2 separate regions of the Mus musculus genome follow, and region 2 is linked to region 1. A link is a loop called in an ENCODE intact Hi-C map of the cell type or tissue named here. Cell type or tissue: left cerebral cortex. All regions are shown on one strand.

Region 1 (8,000 bases):
GAACTGTCCCTGAACATAGAGCTTGCTGACTTCACCCACCTACCCACCCCCCAACCTCTGTATGCCCTGGCTGGGTCACCAGCAATCCCTGGGGATCTTCCTGTCTGCTCTCAGTGCTGTGCGGGGCCCCAGCCAGTGTTGTGGGGCAGGAGGTGGGGGTTGCAGGTGTGCACCACACACGCTCAGCTTTTACCAGGATCCAGGTTTGAAAATGCTCTCACCACTAAGTTAACTCCTTCCCCCTATTTGCTTTGTCGTGGGTCCTGAAATCTACCCTTGAAGATACGGTTATCTTAGCTGTGCCTGGTGGTGTGGGTCTATCATCACAGCTATTTAAAAGACTGAAGCCAAAGGATTCCAAAACTTAGGCTGGGCTATGGACTGAGTTCAAGCCTAGGCAACTTACTGGGACCCAGATACACACCTGGATGACCTGATACACACCTGGATGACCTGATACACTCCTGGATGACCTGATACACACCTGGATGACCTGATACACTCCTGGATGACCTGATACACACCTGGATGACCTGATACACACCTGGATGACCTGATGCACACCTGGATGACCTGATGCACACCTGGATGACCTGATACACACCTGGATGACCTGATACACACCTGGATGACCTGATACACACCTATGAATCCTAGCACTTGAGAGTTTTAAAACTGGGGGTTGGGGGGGCGTTGATGAGAATATACAAGACCAATGTGGGCAACTGTGTAGGACCCCATCTAAAACAAAAAAGACAAAACAAAACTGAGCCAGCAAGATTGCTCAATGGTTAAAGCTACTTACCCCTGAGTTCAAGAACCTACATAAAAGATGGAAGGAGAAAACTGAGTCCACACTGTTGCCTTCTGTTCTCCACACTCTTCATAGGGCATGTGTGTGCTGCCTTCAACAACATCAACAATAACAGTGAAAATAAAATCTTAAAAACAATTGAATGCCGGGGCCTAGCAAACACAGAAGTGGATGCTCACAGTCAGCTATTGGATGGATCACAGGGCCCCCAATGGAGGAGCTAGAGAAAGTATCCAAGGAGCCAAAGGGAACTGCAACCCTATAGGTAGAACAACAATATGAACTAGCCAGTACCCCTGAGCTCTTGACTCTAGCTGCATATGTATCAGAAGATGGCCTAGTCGGCCATCACTGGAAAGAGAGGCCCATTGGTCATGCAAACTTTATATGCCCCAGTACAGGGGAAAGCCAGGGTCAAAAAGTGGGAGTGGGTGGGTGGGGGAGTTGGGGAGGAGGGTATGGGGGACTTTTGGGATAGCATTGGAAATGTAAATGAGGAAAATACCTAATAAAAAATATTTTTAAAAAGATATACATATGAAGAAAAAAAACAATTGAGTGGACTGGGTGTGGAGGCGCACGCCTTTAATCCCAGTACTCGGGAGGCAGAGGCAGGCAGATTTCTGAGTTGGAGGCCAGCCTGGTCTACAGAGTGAGTTCCAGGACAGCCAGGGCTATACAGAGAAACCCTGTCTAAAAATAAAAAAATAAATTGAATGGTAAAATTATTTGTGACATACTAATTGTAAAGTTTGTAAGACTATTCAAGGGAAGCCACAGACCAAAGGACAGAGACTGAGGGCTGGAGAGGTGGCTCAGCAGTTAAGATCACTGGCTGCTCTTCTGAAGGCCCTGAGTTCAATTCCCAGCAACCACATGGTGGCTCACAACCATCTGTAATGGGATCTGATGCCCTCTTCTGGCATGCAGGTGTACATGCAGATAGAGTATTCACATTCATAAAATAAATAAATAAAATAAAATAAAGCACAGAGACTGTATAGGCCAAAGAGCATCTCTCACTCCAAGAAAGGGAGGGCAGGGAATGTATGGCATCAGGAAAAGATTGCCAAGACAGGAAAAGCAGTGAGCCCATTTCTAGAAACACCTCCAAAGAGCTGTCCCCTGACCTCCACAACACAGAGAGGGAGGGGGAGGGGGAGGGAGAGGGAAACGTCCGGAGGGATGGACTGGGTGGGGCATAACTTTAATCTGATCAGGAGATGGAGCTAGGCCGATCTTTGTGTTCTAGGCCAGCATGACCTACAATAGTGAGTTCCAGGAAGAGGAGGCCGTGGGAGAAAGCTGAACCATGAAAGAAACACCAGGGGGAAGGAGGATTCTGGCTGGACTGACAAATGGGGCCGGAGGACAGGGTACCAGAGCTCAGCAGAGAGGATGAAGAGCCTGAGCAGGCTCCTCTGCTAGCACCGACCAGTGCAGACGTGCGTGCGCACGGACAGAAATCCAGGGCGAGCTTGCCTGCGTGGAGGGTTCACCGTGACGCGTGTAAGCGTGTAAGCAGGGGACGGCAGAGGGAAGGTGTGTGTCTCCTAAGCCTGCAATGGAGAACGGAGAACGACGTGGTGATCCCATCCATTTCCCGTTCCAGGAAGCCCGAGCTAGGCCTCTCCAGAACTTCTCCAGCCAGCTCAACACGCACAGAGTGGCTCCTACCCAGAACCTGTGCCCCAGCAAATGGTAGCAAGGATCTCCTCCCTCTCACCCAGTTCCCTTAACACTTGAGTAGGACCTGTACTTTGTTTGACGTGGCTTTCTTCCATGGCCGCCTCTTCCTGGAACTCACTATTGTAGGTCATGCTGGCCTAGAACACAAAGATCGGTGTATCTCCATTTCCTGAGTAGATTAAATGTATGCCCCACCCAGTCCAGCCCTCCGGATGGTTCTCTCCCCCGCTCCCCCCTCTCTTTCCCTCTCTCAGATCACCAGGTATGTACACCAAGGGTCTTTACTCGGTGAACTCTCTCTCTTGGGTCCTGGCACTGACCCTGTCCTGCCTCAGCCTCTAGAGACTTAGGCAGGGGCCAGTGCACTGGGCTGTGGTGACCTCTCCTTGAATACCATTGCAAGAGGAGAGAAATAGACTCAACCCTTAGATACAATAAGGGCCAAAGGAAGGCTTTGGTCCTAGAAGCTCAACAAGGGGTCTGTAGATGCAGTTAAAAAGGGAAGACACCAAGGTCAGTTGACTCTGGCTTAATGGCAGGCCAGGAGTTTTCACCTCCGAGGTGAAAGCTAAGGAGTTTCAAATGTCAAAGGTCAAATGTCAAAGGTCAAATGTCTAGGAGACCATGACTTAGTAAGATGTTGTTGTTGTTTTTCAAGACAGGGTTTCTCTGTGTAGCCTTTTGCTATCCTGGACTCGCTCTGTAGACCAGGCTGGCCTCGAACTCACAGAGATCTGCCTGCCTCTGCCTCCTGAGTGCTGGGATGAAAGCCTAAAGCCGTGTGCCACCATGCTGGACCACAGGATTTGTTCGATTGTTTTTGTTTGGTTTTAAGTAGAGTTAATTGTATTGAGAAGATGTAAGAAAGAACTCCAGAGAGTGTGAGGAACTCCATGGGAGGAACAACCAGGCTTCTTTCTTTGTTTGAGACAGGGGCCCACTCAAGGCTATCCTCCAGCCTCAACCACCCCAGGACTGTCATGACAAGTGTGCACCATGGAGTCTTCCTGTAGTGCTCTCTGCTAATACTCGATAGAGTAGGGCAGAGCCAAGGCCAAAGCTTAGCTGAAAATACGAGGACCCTGAACTGAAGTCTGGTCAAAGAGAATATTCATGAGACACATGCATTTATCTTGTATTCACACTTCTCTCTACCACTTACTTTTTTTTTATTTCTTTCTTTGTTTTTTGCATCAGAAGATTTCTTATTCTTGTGCAAGTGTGTGTATGTAGAGATCAGAGAACAACAGCTGAACAAAGCCAATTCTCTCCTTCCACACCCCTTGGGGCCTAAACAGCTCAGCCACAGCCAGTAGATGGCAGCACGTCACAGTACGAAGCCCTCAGGGTGATCCACTGTAATAGGAGTGGGAGGACTTGTGTTCTGAGTGGACCCAGCCAGGTGGACAGGATACAAAGGGGAGATGCTGGGATGCCCTTATTGACCACGTGACCTGAGGTGGGCTCAAGGCCCGCAGCAGGGCCTCACTTAGGAGCTGGCTAGGAATGTAGATTCTTTCTTTCTTTCTTTCTTTCTTTCTTTCTTTCTTTCTCTCTCTCTCTCTCTCTCTCTCTCTCTCTCTCTCTCTCTCTTCTTTCTTTCTTTCTTTCTTCTTCTTCTTCTTCTTCTTCTTCTTCTTCTTCTTCTTCTTCTTCTTCTTCTTCCTCCTCCTCCTCCTCCTCCCCTTCTTCTTCTTCCTTCCTCCTCCCCTTCTTCTTCTTCTTCCTTCCTCCTCCCCTTCTTCTTCCTCTTCTCCCCTCCTCCTCCTCCTCCTCCTCCTTCTTCTTTTCCAGTACTAAATACAAGGTCTTTATCTCTTCCAGATTAAACATTTTGGGTGGGCTGGAGAGATGACTCAGTGGTTAAGAGCACCAACTGCTCTTCCGAAGGCCCTGAGTTCAAATCCCAGCAACCACATGGTGGCTCATAACCATCTGTAATGATAACTGAATCTCTTCTGGGGTGTCTGAAGACAGCTATGGTGTACTTACATATAATAAATAAATAAATCTTTTAACAAAAAAATTAAAGATTTTGGGTATAATCATATAAAGATAAAGAATCAAGTTTTGCGACCTAAAAACATTTACTTTTTAAAACTATATTAAACCGTGGTGGCTCACGCCTTTAATCCCAGCACTCAGGAGACAGAGGCAGGTGGATTTCTGAGTTCGAGGCCAGCCTGGTCTACAACGTGAGTTCCAGGACTGCCAGGGCTATACAGAGAAACCTTGTCTTGAAAAACCAAAACCAAAACCAAAAACTATATTAATACTCTAGTAAACTATACAAAAATATAAGGTGACAAACATGTACATTTATAGAACTGCATATCAGTCAGGCCAGATCCTGCAGAAGGAATTCCCAGCATGGCCTCATTCATCTGTGAGGACACAGAGCAGTCCTTGTTTGGCCAGACACCATCTTCTCCTGCATGAGCTGCTCTTCACAGCTTGATGGCTTCCTTCCATAGTTGTCTACCTCTCAGGACAGACATTTACCTTCCTCATCCACCAGCCATTGGAGGAGGGCCTGGGCCACAAAGATGATTGATTCCACCCATTCTTGGTGGAGGGTTTCCTGATGGGAAAACAAAAAACAAAAAAACCCTACAAATCCTGCTATTCCCCCCAGAAGAAATCTGTTATGAAAGACAGTCTCCATGGGAACTGATTCTGGCTGCCCAGCACTTGACCATTTGAGATATAAACCAACTTTCCTCCATTTACCTGCTTCCTAAGGACAGAGAAGTCCGGACCTCCTGGGGTTGCCGTACCTAGCCTCTCTCCACAGATTCTTGACCCAATCCTCCCACCTCCAGCCAGAAATCAGAGTCAGAGTCAGAGTCAGGGCCAGCAATCTGTTTGTCAGGTCCCTGGGTGATTCAGATGTGTGTGGAGGTTTTAAAGGTACCTTTTCTCTCCAACTTCCTCATTCCAGGAATGGGGAAATTGAGACCAGATGAAGGAAGTGACTTATCACACCAGAGAGAGCCCAGGAGGTGGTGATGGAGTAGCAGAGGGGCGGAGAGATGCCTCAGCAGTTAAGAGAGCTTGCTGCGCTTTCAGAGGACCTAAGTTGGGTTCCCAGCACCCACATGACAGCCTACAACCACCTCTAACTCCAGTTTCAGAGATTCAGAGATTCTTTACATATTCTTAAAATTTCAATCTCTTTAAAATATCCATCTCTTTTAAAATTCAAAGTCTTTTTACAATTAATAGTCTCTTAACTGTGGGCTCCACTAAAACAGTTTCTTCCTTCAAGAGGGAAAATATCAGGGCACAGTCACAATCAAAAGCAAAAGTCAATCTCCAACTGTCCAATGTCTGGGATCCAACTCACGATCTTCTGGGCTCCTCCAAGGGCTTGGGTCACTTCTCCAGCCAGGCCCTTTGTAGCACACGCGTCATCCTCTAGGCTCCAGATGTCTGTACTCCACTGCTGCTGCTGCTCTTGGTGGTCATCTCATGGTACTTGCATCTCCAAAACACTGCATGACCCCTTCAGTCCTGGGCCTTCAATTGCAACTGAGGCTGCACCTTCTGGCTTCCTCAAGTACTGCACATGGACACACACACATGGCTGAAGAGATGGCTCAGCAGTTAAGAGCACTGGCTGGTCTTCCAGAGGACCTGGCTTCAATTCCCAACACCCACATGGCAGCTCACGATTGTCTAACATCTGTTCCAGGGAATCCAACACCCTCACACAGACATACATGCAGGCAAAACACCAGTGTATATAAAAATACAAATAATAAGTTATTAAAGACAATAAACACACTTCAATAATAAAGTACATAACTTTTAAAAGAGAGAACTCAATTCTGCATACTTCTTTTCCCTGGTTCTTGTAATGTTTCCTTCCCTCCCTCCCTCATGTGTGCATGCCTCTAGCCACCATCACACACCCTGAGCCGCAGACAGAGCCAGGTGTTGGGGGACATGCCATTTCTCTTTCCCATGGCGGCTTCCTCAGAGCCAGATGTCTGGGAGTGAGAATTCTGAGCATTAGCTCCATCTTTCCCAGGTCACCCCTGCCACCTCCAGTTGCTTCTATGACTCTACACAGGTCAAGCACAGGCTGCAAGAGGGCCTCGCCTTGCCTTTCTGGCCTTTACTCTCATTTTGGAGGACCTGAACTCTCTCCCTGTTTCTTGATGGCAATTACTCTTTCTTGGGAGAGAAGCAAGAGCTGCCCTCCCCCAAAGGCTCTCCTTATCACAGCAGCCCCTCCCTGCAGCAGTAGGTCTGCTCCGAACACGTCAGATCCGGGACAAGAGCAGGGTCCTCAGCCTCCACAGTTGTGTAATGCTTAGCCGCATTAGCTGCATTCTTGGAGGCTACCCACTAGATGTCAGGAGAATACCTCCTGCTGGTGTGAAAACCAAAACCACACACACACACACACACACACACCCTGCATAGGGCTGTCTCACAAATCACCTAATTAACACCCTAACACCCTGTTAACTGTTCACTGTAACAAAAAAGGAAAAAGTTTGTTCCAGGCCTAGAGATGGAAGCTAAGGGCTGCTCACCTGCTGGGCAAGTACTCTACCACAGAGCTACATCCCTAGCCCTGAATAACTCTTAGTACATACATATCTCAAACATTTCTCTTTTTTTGTTTAAAGACTTAATTATTATATCTAAGTATATTGTAGCTGTCTTCAGACACACCAGAAGAGGGCATCAGATTTCATTACAGATGGTTGTGAGCCACCATGTAGTTGCTGGGATTTGAACTCAGGACCTTCAGAAGAGCAGTCAGTGCTCTTAACCACTGAGCCATCTCTCTAGCCCTCAAACATTTCTGCTGTATTCTCACATGCTGAATCTAGCAACATTACCCACAGCATAAAAATCTCCCTCCTGAAGAAGCCCTGATCATCCCTCCTATAGAGAAGACTTCATGTGATGGTCATAAGATTCCACTTAAACATTTTACCTAATGATAGCTGTAAAAATGTATGAGGAAGATACAATACCAGAGTATGTTCTAGAACTGGACATTAGAAACATACTTCCTAAGCCAGGTAGTGGTGGCACACACCTTTAATCCCAGCACTTGGGAGGCAGAGGCAGGCAGATTTCTCAGTTTGAGGCCAGCCTGGTCTACAGAGTGAGTTCCAGGACAGCCAGGGCTACAGAGAAACCTTGTCTTGAAATACCAAAAAGAAAAAAGAAAAAGAGAGAGAGAGAAGGAGAGAAAGAAAGAAAGAAAGAAAGAAAGAAAGAAAGAAAGAAAGAAAGAAAGAAAGACGGAAGGAAGGAAGGAAGGAAGGAAGGAAGGAAGGAAGGAAGGAAGGAAGGAAGGAAAAGGAGAAAACACACTTCCTGGGATGGGATGAGACCAATCTGCAGAGTTCTTACTCTGCAAGCATGGGGCCCTGAGGTCAATCCCCTGGAACCCAGCTTTAAAAGGGAAAGGTGATTCAGTGGTTAAGAGCACTGGCTGCTCTTCCACAGGACCCAGGTTCAATTCCCAGCA
Region 2 (8,000 bases), 57 kb after region 1:
AGGCTAGCCTCAAACGCTTGCCGGATCTTCCTGCCTCAGCTTCAAAGTGATGTGGTTTAGAGGTTCAGGAGCAAGTCCATTTGCTCTGCTAATTAAAGAATTAAGACGCAGTGGAGATGAGTTGCCAGGAGTCTTTGGAGGTCCCAGTGGAGCCTCATATGATACTGGGAAAGTCAGGGTGCCCTCTTGGGGTTCTCAGTTTCATTAATAAAATTTAAGAACAAGCGCAAACAGAGTTGTAAGCACAAAGAACTAACTCAAACCAAAGCTGAGGGCAATGGATTAGTTTGAAAGAAGCCTAGGGCAGATGAGCTGTGTACCCCACAGCTTCCTGGAAGGAAGGAAGGAAGAGGATGGAGAGGAGACTGAGCCAATATCGAGGCTCCTGGCTAGAGATAAGGCAGGAGGCCAGATGCCTGGAGGCAGCCACAGCCTAGGGACCAGAGCCCAGTAAAAAAGGACAAGGAAACCCGAACTGTTTGGGAGCCTCCCTGCAGCTTAGGCTCTGGAGCAGCATCCGAGAGCCAAGAAATGGTCCTGCCAAAAAAGAGGAGGAAGGGACTGTGGGAGGCGACTACACCTCTCAAGTCAGGGGCTTAGACTAGATCCAGTGGAGACTAGACCTCATGGTGGCTTACAAGGCCAGTGGGGACTGCATTAGGGGTGGGAATTCTAGGAAGGAAAACAACATCTTCCTAGGAGTGTCCCCTAGCCAGATCCTGCCACATCGGCTAAACCCTTTAAGGGCCTGACTCCACCTAGAGGTGGCTGCTTTCTTCCAGTGGGATTGCAGGTGCAGGCTGCCATCCCAGGCCTCTTGGCTTCCTTTCCAATGTAGGTTTTGTTCTCAGTATCATTTCAGCCCTAAGAATGCTTTCTGTTCCAGCGTGTGCATGTGTGTGCCTGCAGGCACAGGCACTCCAGGAATCACGTCTCAGATGTTAAATTGTGGCCTCAGGTGTGCTTTACCCACTGAGCCATCTAACTGACCCCATTCTATTTTTGAACCTGTGTTTGTTTGTTTGTTTGTTTGGAGACAGGGTCTTTCTTTGTAGTCCTGGCTGGCCTAGAACTCACAGAGATCCTTCTACTTCTGCCTCCAAAGTGCTAGGATTAAAGATACGTGCCACCGGGCTGAAGAGATGGCTCAGCAGTTAAGAGCATTGTCTGTTCTTCCAGAGGTCCTGAGTTCAATTCCCAGCAACCACATGGTGGCTCATAACCATCTGTAATGGGATCTGATGCCTTCTTCTGGTGTCTCTGAATACAGCTACAGTGCACAATTAAAACAAGAGTCCCATGTAGCTCAGGCTGTCCTCAAATTTACCATGTAGCTGAGGCTAGCCTTGAACTCCTAATCTTCCTGCATTTAGCTCCTAAGTGCTGATATTGCATGCTTACACTCTGAGCAGGGGGCTTATAAAGGGGAAAGGCACAACTTTGGTACTTCTCATTGATGTAGCTGTGATGGCTGTTAGCAAGCATGACAGGATATGAACTTTTAGTAAGAATAAGGAGGCAGGTGGGTTTCTGAGTTTGAGGCCAGCCTGGTCTACAGAGTGAGTTCCAGGACAGCCAGGGCTATACAGAGAAACCCTGTCTGGGGAAAAAAAAAAAAAAAAAAAGGGAGCCAGGTGGTGGTGGCGCATACTTTTAACCCTAGCATTTGGGAGGCAGAGGCAGGTGGATCTCTGAGTTTGAAACCAGCCTGATCTACAGAGTGAATTCCAAGACAGCTAGAGATACATAGAGAAACCCTGTCTCGGAAAAACAAAAACAAAACAAAAACCAAAAAACAGGGCTGGTGAGATGGCTCAGCAAGTAAGAGTCTGAAGGTCCGGAGTTCAAATCCCAGCAACCACACAGTGACTCACAACCACCCGTAATGAGATCTGACGGCCTCTTCTGGGCAGGAGTGAGTGGGGTGGGCCGGAGAAAGCAGAGGTCCTAAATTCAATTCCCAACAACCACATGAAGGCTCACAACCATCTGTACAGCTACACTGTACTCATATACATAAAATAAGTAAATATTAAAAAAAAAACAAAGTAGAGGTGGAGACAGGTTTGTTTTTGCTTGATGGGAGCAGAAAGCCTTGTGGTTACAAAAGCAGGCCAGAGCAGGTTAGCAAAAATTCCTGTAAGTGCCTGAGGGTCAAGCTGACCTCAATGTCAGCCCAAGGTCAGGTCAGGATTTAGCAAAGATGTTTTTCTTGCTTCACTCTTATGGCCTCACAGGTGTTCTACATAGACTTACATGTAGGCAAAACAGCCATGCACATGAAGTAAATACACTAGTAATAATTTAAAACTTTGGTGGCCATCGTGGCACATATCTTTAACTCCAGCACTTAGTAGGCAGAAGTAGAGGCAGGCAGATCTCTGAGTTTAGGTCAGCCTGGTCTACATGGAGTATATGAGTACACTATAGCTGTACATATGGTTGTGAGCCTTCATGTGGTTGTTGGAAATTTAATTTTAGGACATCTGCTCGCTCTAGTCGGCCACCACTCACTCAGGCCCAAAGATTTATTTAATAAGTACATGGTCGCTGTCTTCAGACATACCAGAAGAGGGCCAGATCTCACTACAGGTGGTTGTGAGCCACCATTTGAACTCGGGACCTTCGGGAAAGCAGTCAGTGCTCTTACCCGCTGAGCCATCTCACCAGCTCCACAGTGAACCTTTATATTCTACTTTGTGACCTTAACCTTTGGGGCGGGATCTGCGCCATTCTGCATGATGCACACGCATGTTTAGTCATTTGAAGACTTCCCCACTGAGGCTGAGGACGGGAAGACAAGAAGGAAGTAAGACAGTGTATACACAGGGACACAATGATTTCCTAATGGCTAGCTTCAGGGTTTCACAAGTCACCCGAGCACCAGTAGTAGCCCCTAGAAGCCCACAGTTATAGCAGTCCTTCGCTAACCTAGGCCTTCTTGCCTTCCCTGTTCCTTTAAGACTAAAGGAGCCATCGGCTTGGCCCACCAGCTTCCCAGTCATCTTCAACCCCAACACGCCCTGGGAACACAACGCCTTTCAGAAGGCAGATAAATGGCCCTGGATTGGAACCGGGCGTGATTTAAGACGTGGGGGAAGCAGGTGGAGGTGAAAAAAATCTCGGGATCTACACATGGGCTGTCAAATGTCATGGCTCTTCATGGGACACGTGTTCAGAAAATCATGGAGTGGGCATGATTGGAGGGTAGAGCTACTTAGAGGGGAGTAGGAAAAGAAAACAGACAGGCTGAGGGGAGGAACCAAACTGGGAGCCTCACAAGAGGAGCGATGCACCGCCTCCGGCCCTAACCACGCCCACAGAGGGATCGGCGGTCACGTGGTGCCCAGTGGGTTGGCCTCCGGAGTGAAGATGGCGTCAGTGAGGAAGGCTTTCCCGCGGAGGCTGGTGGGCTTGACGTCCCTCCGGGCTGTAAGTGCTCCCCAGGCGGGTGACAGTCATGGGATCGGGCGGGCCTCCTCAGCTGCTGTGACAGGCGGAGGAGCGGGACCGCTCGAGGGACTGTTGCCGGGAGGATTTGAGAGTTCCGGACCCAGCCGGTCTGGCTCAGATCCATTGCAAGAAACGGGGAAACTGAGGCGGCGGGAAGAGAATCGACCCGCTGTGACTGTGGAGACCGGGGACACCATCCTGGGCGTCCTACCTCCCTTACGGTGACCCTGACTCCTTCCCCTATTTGAGCTTCGGATCTCTCCGGCCCTTCATTAGTGGAAAACAGTGTTCAGTGTGGGAAACACAAGCATCCCTGTCTGCCGCCTTACTCGGCCCTTGTTGCTTTTATGGACGCCTGGGGAGAACTTGGATCGCGTGGGCCGGACAGGGATTCCCTCAGAACTGTCCTTTGGGCATGTTTGGTCCTGGCATTCTGACCACGCGCAGTTATTTGAAGGAAGGGGGGGGGGGCAAAAAGAGCTGTGCTGGCTAAACCGCAAACTGGTGTCCGGGTGATCTGCCACTTTCTAGGCTGAGTGACAGAGGTGTGTACTCAGCTTGCTTATACGTAAAATGCAGAGTCTCAGGATGATTTAGTGAGTGACCAGTCAGTCGGTGGTGGTGCTTTGTGAGAGTTGGACTTAGGAGCGATCAGCGCCAGCGTCACTGCTACACCCTCAGCTCTGTGATGGCGCTGTTACGATTTTATGTTGGGGAGTTTAGGCATTGTATTAGCACTTGGAAAAACTACTTTCCTTGCAGCTCGTGGGTGCCTCTCAGAAAGCCCAGAAAGCCACTTCTGGCCGGGCATGGTGGCTCACGCCTTTAATCCCAGCACTCGGGAGGCAGAGGCAGGCGGATTTCTGAGTTCGAGGGGAGCCTGGTCTACAAAGCGAGTTCCAGGACAGCCAGGACTACACAGAGAAACCCTGTGTCGAAAGAAACAAAAACAAAAAAAAAACAAAAAAAAAAAAAAACAAAAACAAAAAAAATGGGAAAGAAAAAGAAAGCCACTTCTGCATCTTTAGTCTACCCACTTCCAATGATTGCTCAGGGATCAAATGAAAAGGCAAATATCAACGTGAAAAGTTAAGGAAATAAACCCGAGGGGGAGAGGGGGAGAGAATGAGAATTAAGTAACATGGTGGGTCATAATATCTATCTATCTATCTATCTATCTATCTAAGACAAAGTTTCTTTCTATATAACTTTGGTATTCACTACATAGACCAGGCTAGCTTCAAACTCAGAGCCTGCTATGACTCTGGGCTTACAGGCATGGACCACCATGCCCAGCTAGGGATAATTTTTACAAACTAGTGTGAGGAAATGATCCCTCATGAGTCTTATGGCACAAGATGGCACTTTTATTTCATTTGGTTTGGTTTGGTTGTTCCGTTTTTGGTTTGGTTTGGTTTTTAAAGGCAGGCTTACTCATCCTTGGCTGTCTGGACTCAATTAGTAGACCAGGCTGGCTTTGAACTCACAGAGATCTACTTGCCTCTGCCTCCCAAGTCCTGGGATTATTAAAGGGATTAAAGGCATGCACCACCAGGTGAGCTATCTGACTTGGGTCTGAGAACCCTACTCAGATCTTCTGTGGAGCCATCTCTTCGACCCTGGGCTTTTTAAAAATTTCTCACATATCTCAGGCTGACCTCAAGTTTGCTGTGTAGCAACTTGAAAGCAGCCATGAGCTTCTGATTCCCCCTGCTTCCATCTCCCAAGCGCTGGGCCTCAGGCCTCGGGCCGCGAGCCACCACACCTGGCTGGGTTGTTGTGTTTAGAGCTGTGTGCTGGAGGAAGTGGAACTAAGTTCACTGTGTTCCAGAAAAGGAAGTTGGAAGCAGGCTCTGCTTCAGTGTGTACTCACTGAGCCTCTGCTATGTCTCAGGGCCTTGGGAAGAGCAATGCACAGATCCAGTCCCTGACCTGTGACACTCGCGCCCCTCTGGGCGTTTTAGGTCTTTTTAGTCTGACAGTCTGTTGGAGGGAGACGTCGTTATATGGACCTTTCACTCAGCTTGACGACTTCTTGGGTTGTATTATTATTATTATTATTATTATTATTAATGTCATTATTAATTTTTAATTTTATGTGTATTGGTGTTTGCCTGCATGTCTGTCTGTCTGTGTGAGGGTGTTGGATCCTTGAGTTGGAATTCCAGACAACGGTGAGCTGCTATGTGGTTGCTGGAAATTGAACTCAGGTCCTCCGGCAGAGCAGCCAGTGCTCTTCACTGCTGAGCCACCTCTCCAGCGCCCTGCCGACTTCTTGTAATTCAGGTGCTTGTCAGAAACTGTTCCAGCTAAAACCCAAAGCCGCTTCAGGTGCGCTGACAAGCGAGCTCCAGTTGATTTCCTCAAGGTCTTCACGGGCTTGGAGAACTTTGGCATGCATGGCATCTTTCTCTTTGACCCATTGCAGTATGTTTACCTGGGTGTGGGGGAAGGGCTGGAGTGATGGCTCCCTGCTTTAAAATGATCGCTGCTCTTCCAGAGGACCTGGTCTTGACTCCTACAATCTACCTGGTGGCTCACAACCATCGGTGACTCCAGTCTTAAGGGATATGCTGTTTTCTTAAAAGGACAATGCACACATGTGTCATAAAATGCAGGCAGAATACCCATACACATAAATAATTAAGCAAGGTGTTTGTTTGTTTTTTGTTTTTCTGAGGCAGGGTTTCTCTGTGTAGTCCTGGCTGTCCTGGAACTCACTCTGTAGACCAGGTTGGCCTCGAACTCAAGAAATCCGCCTGCCTCTGCCTCCCAAGTGCTGGGATTAAAGGCGTGCACCACCACTGCCCGGTGCAAGTTTCTTTAGGATGTAGGGGAAGATCTGAGAGAGACTCAACAGTAGACTAAAAGCTTTAAAATTTGGGGGAAATACTTTCTTCAACTGCTGGGGGTGTTCTCTCAGACCCACTGTCCCTCCTGTGAGCCGTTCGCTTCAAATCAGGCTTTACACAAGCCTTAACATAGCCAAGTCTTTCTCCGCATCCCATCACTGATGCTGAATCTGAGGCTCACTTCTCCTGGGTCTCAGTGACTGCTGTCCTCTGGACAGCTGTGCCCTTTGTTCATTATCCGCTGTGCCTGTAACGTTACTGAGCGTGTTGCCAGGCACAGAGCCAGTCAGGATGAGATGGAGTAGAGAGAGCTTCCTCTCCCTGAGCGTATATGGAAGGAAATAGTTGTAGTCTGGAGAAATACAAAGGACCCAAGATGGTGGGTTAATAGCTCTTCTGTGCCAGGTGGTGGTGGCGCACGCCTTTAATCCCAGCACTTGGGAGGCAGAGGCAGGCGGATTTCTGAGTTCGAGGCCAGCCTGGTCTACAAAGTGAGTCCCAGGACAGCCAGGGCTACACAAAGAAACCCTTTCTCGAAAAAAATTAATAAAAAAATAGCTCTGCCAAGGCTGGTGGGAGGAAGGCTTTCTGACTGACTGAACGATTGAGGGGATCTAGGTCAGGCCTGCTGGGCTGCAGCATAGCAAGCGTGGGCAGAGGGTGGAAGGGGGTGGAACAGTAGGGGTGAGTGATGAGGTCAGCCAGCACTGAACTCTGCAGAGCCTCTCAGGCAGGATGACAAGGGGGAGGAAGGGGTGAGTCAGATTCCAGCTGAGCAGCAGTGTATACGTGTGGATGTGCATACGCGCTACCTTCTGCAGAGATAGGCAGGATGGGATCAAGTGAGTGAGAGGACAGTGTGGAAGTCTGGGGACTGCTGAATGACTGATGTACAAACGGAGCCAAGGGGGTGGGGGGGCAGGGGAGGTGGGTCTGGACCAGAGGAGGACCCGGCTGGGCTGGGAGCACAGCTTCCTTGCTTATTCCTGTTCAAAGCAGTTTGCTTTTTTATCTTAAGATTGAAAGAGCCTAGATGTGAGGTACCATAGCTGCCTGTGGTAGCAAAGAGAGACCAGTGCTTTCTGTGTTGTCCTATGCTAACGCCTGACACTTGGGTTTCCTCATTTAAACCAAAGGTGAGCACCTCCTCCATGGGCACTTTGCCAAAGCAGGTGAAGATCGTGGAAGTCGGTCCCCGAGATGGGCTGCAGAATGAAAAGGTAAGGAGGGGGAAAGGATGCCTCGTGCCTCTGTTCTGAGCATTCCAGGGAAGTTGGGTCAGATACATTATGGACTTTGTTAACCTGGAATATTATACAGATGTTAATATTATATAATATTGTAATAATATAATCTTATAATAATAAGTATATCAAGTGGCTCAAGACTGAAAAACAAAATATATACTCAGTCTTACCCCTATGTAGAAGAAACATAAAAGGCTTATATATATGTAGAAGTATTTACTTAGAAAGGAATATAAAACTTTCTTTAAAAAAGTGTTCTAGGGCTGGAGAGATGGCTCAGCTGTTAAGCTCACTGACTGCTCTTCCAGAGGTCCTGAGTTCAATTCCCAGCAACCACATGGTGGCTCACAACCATCCATAATGGGATCTGATGCCCTCTTCTGGTGTGTCTGAAGAGAGCAACTGTGTATTCACATACATAAAATAAATATATCTTTTCTTTTAAGGT

Evidence for each region. Peaks named below come from ENCODE experiments on the same cell type or tissue, not always from the same donor. Only the 100,000 strongest peaks of a DNase experiment are listed, where the experiment ranks them.
Region 2: a loop joins it to region 1, with 2.6 times the contacts of the local background. A loop is called at or near these places in 19 of 42 quality-filtered maps.

Annotation. Positions count from the first base shown.
Region 1 is chr4:135,886,260-135,894,259 of GRCm38, forward strand. No RefSeq gene overlaps it. Among named protein-coding and RNA genes, the nearest start is that of Cnr2, 4.9 kb to the right of the region's middle. In left cerebral cortex, CTCF peaks have their summits at 3,804 (motif pointing right) and 6,834; a DNase peak (open chromatin) is centred at 3,821.
Region 2 is chr4:135,943,109-135,951,108 of GRCm38, forward strand. It overlaps Hmgcl (3-hydroxy-3-methylglutaryl-Coenzyme A lyase), which reads left to right and starts at 3,340. Exons shown (of 9, transcript NM_008254.3): 1 at 3,340-3,432; 2 at 7,442-7,525. The coding sequence starts at 3,373. In left cerebral cortex, a CTCF peak has its summit at 7,956 (motif pointing left); DNase peaks (open chromatin) are centred at 3,333, 3,846, 4,046, 6,590 and 1 more place; H3K4me3 peaks cover 1,415 bases; H3K27ac peaks cover 2,092 bases.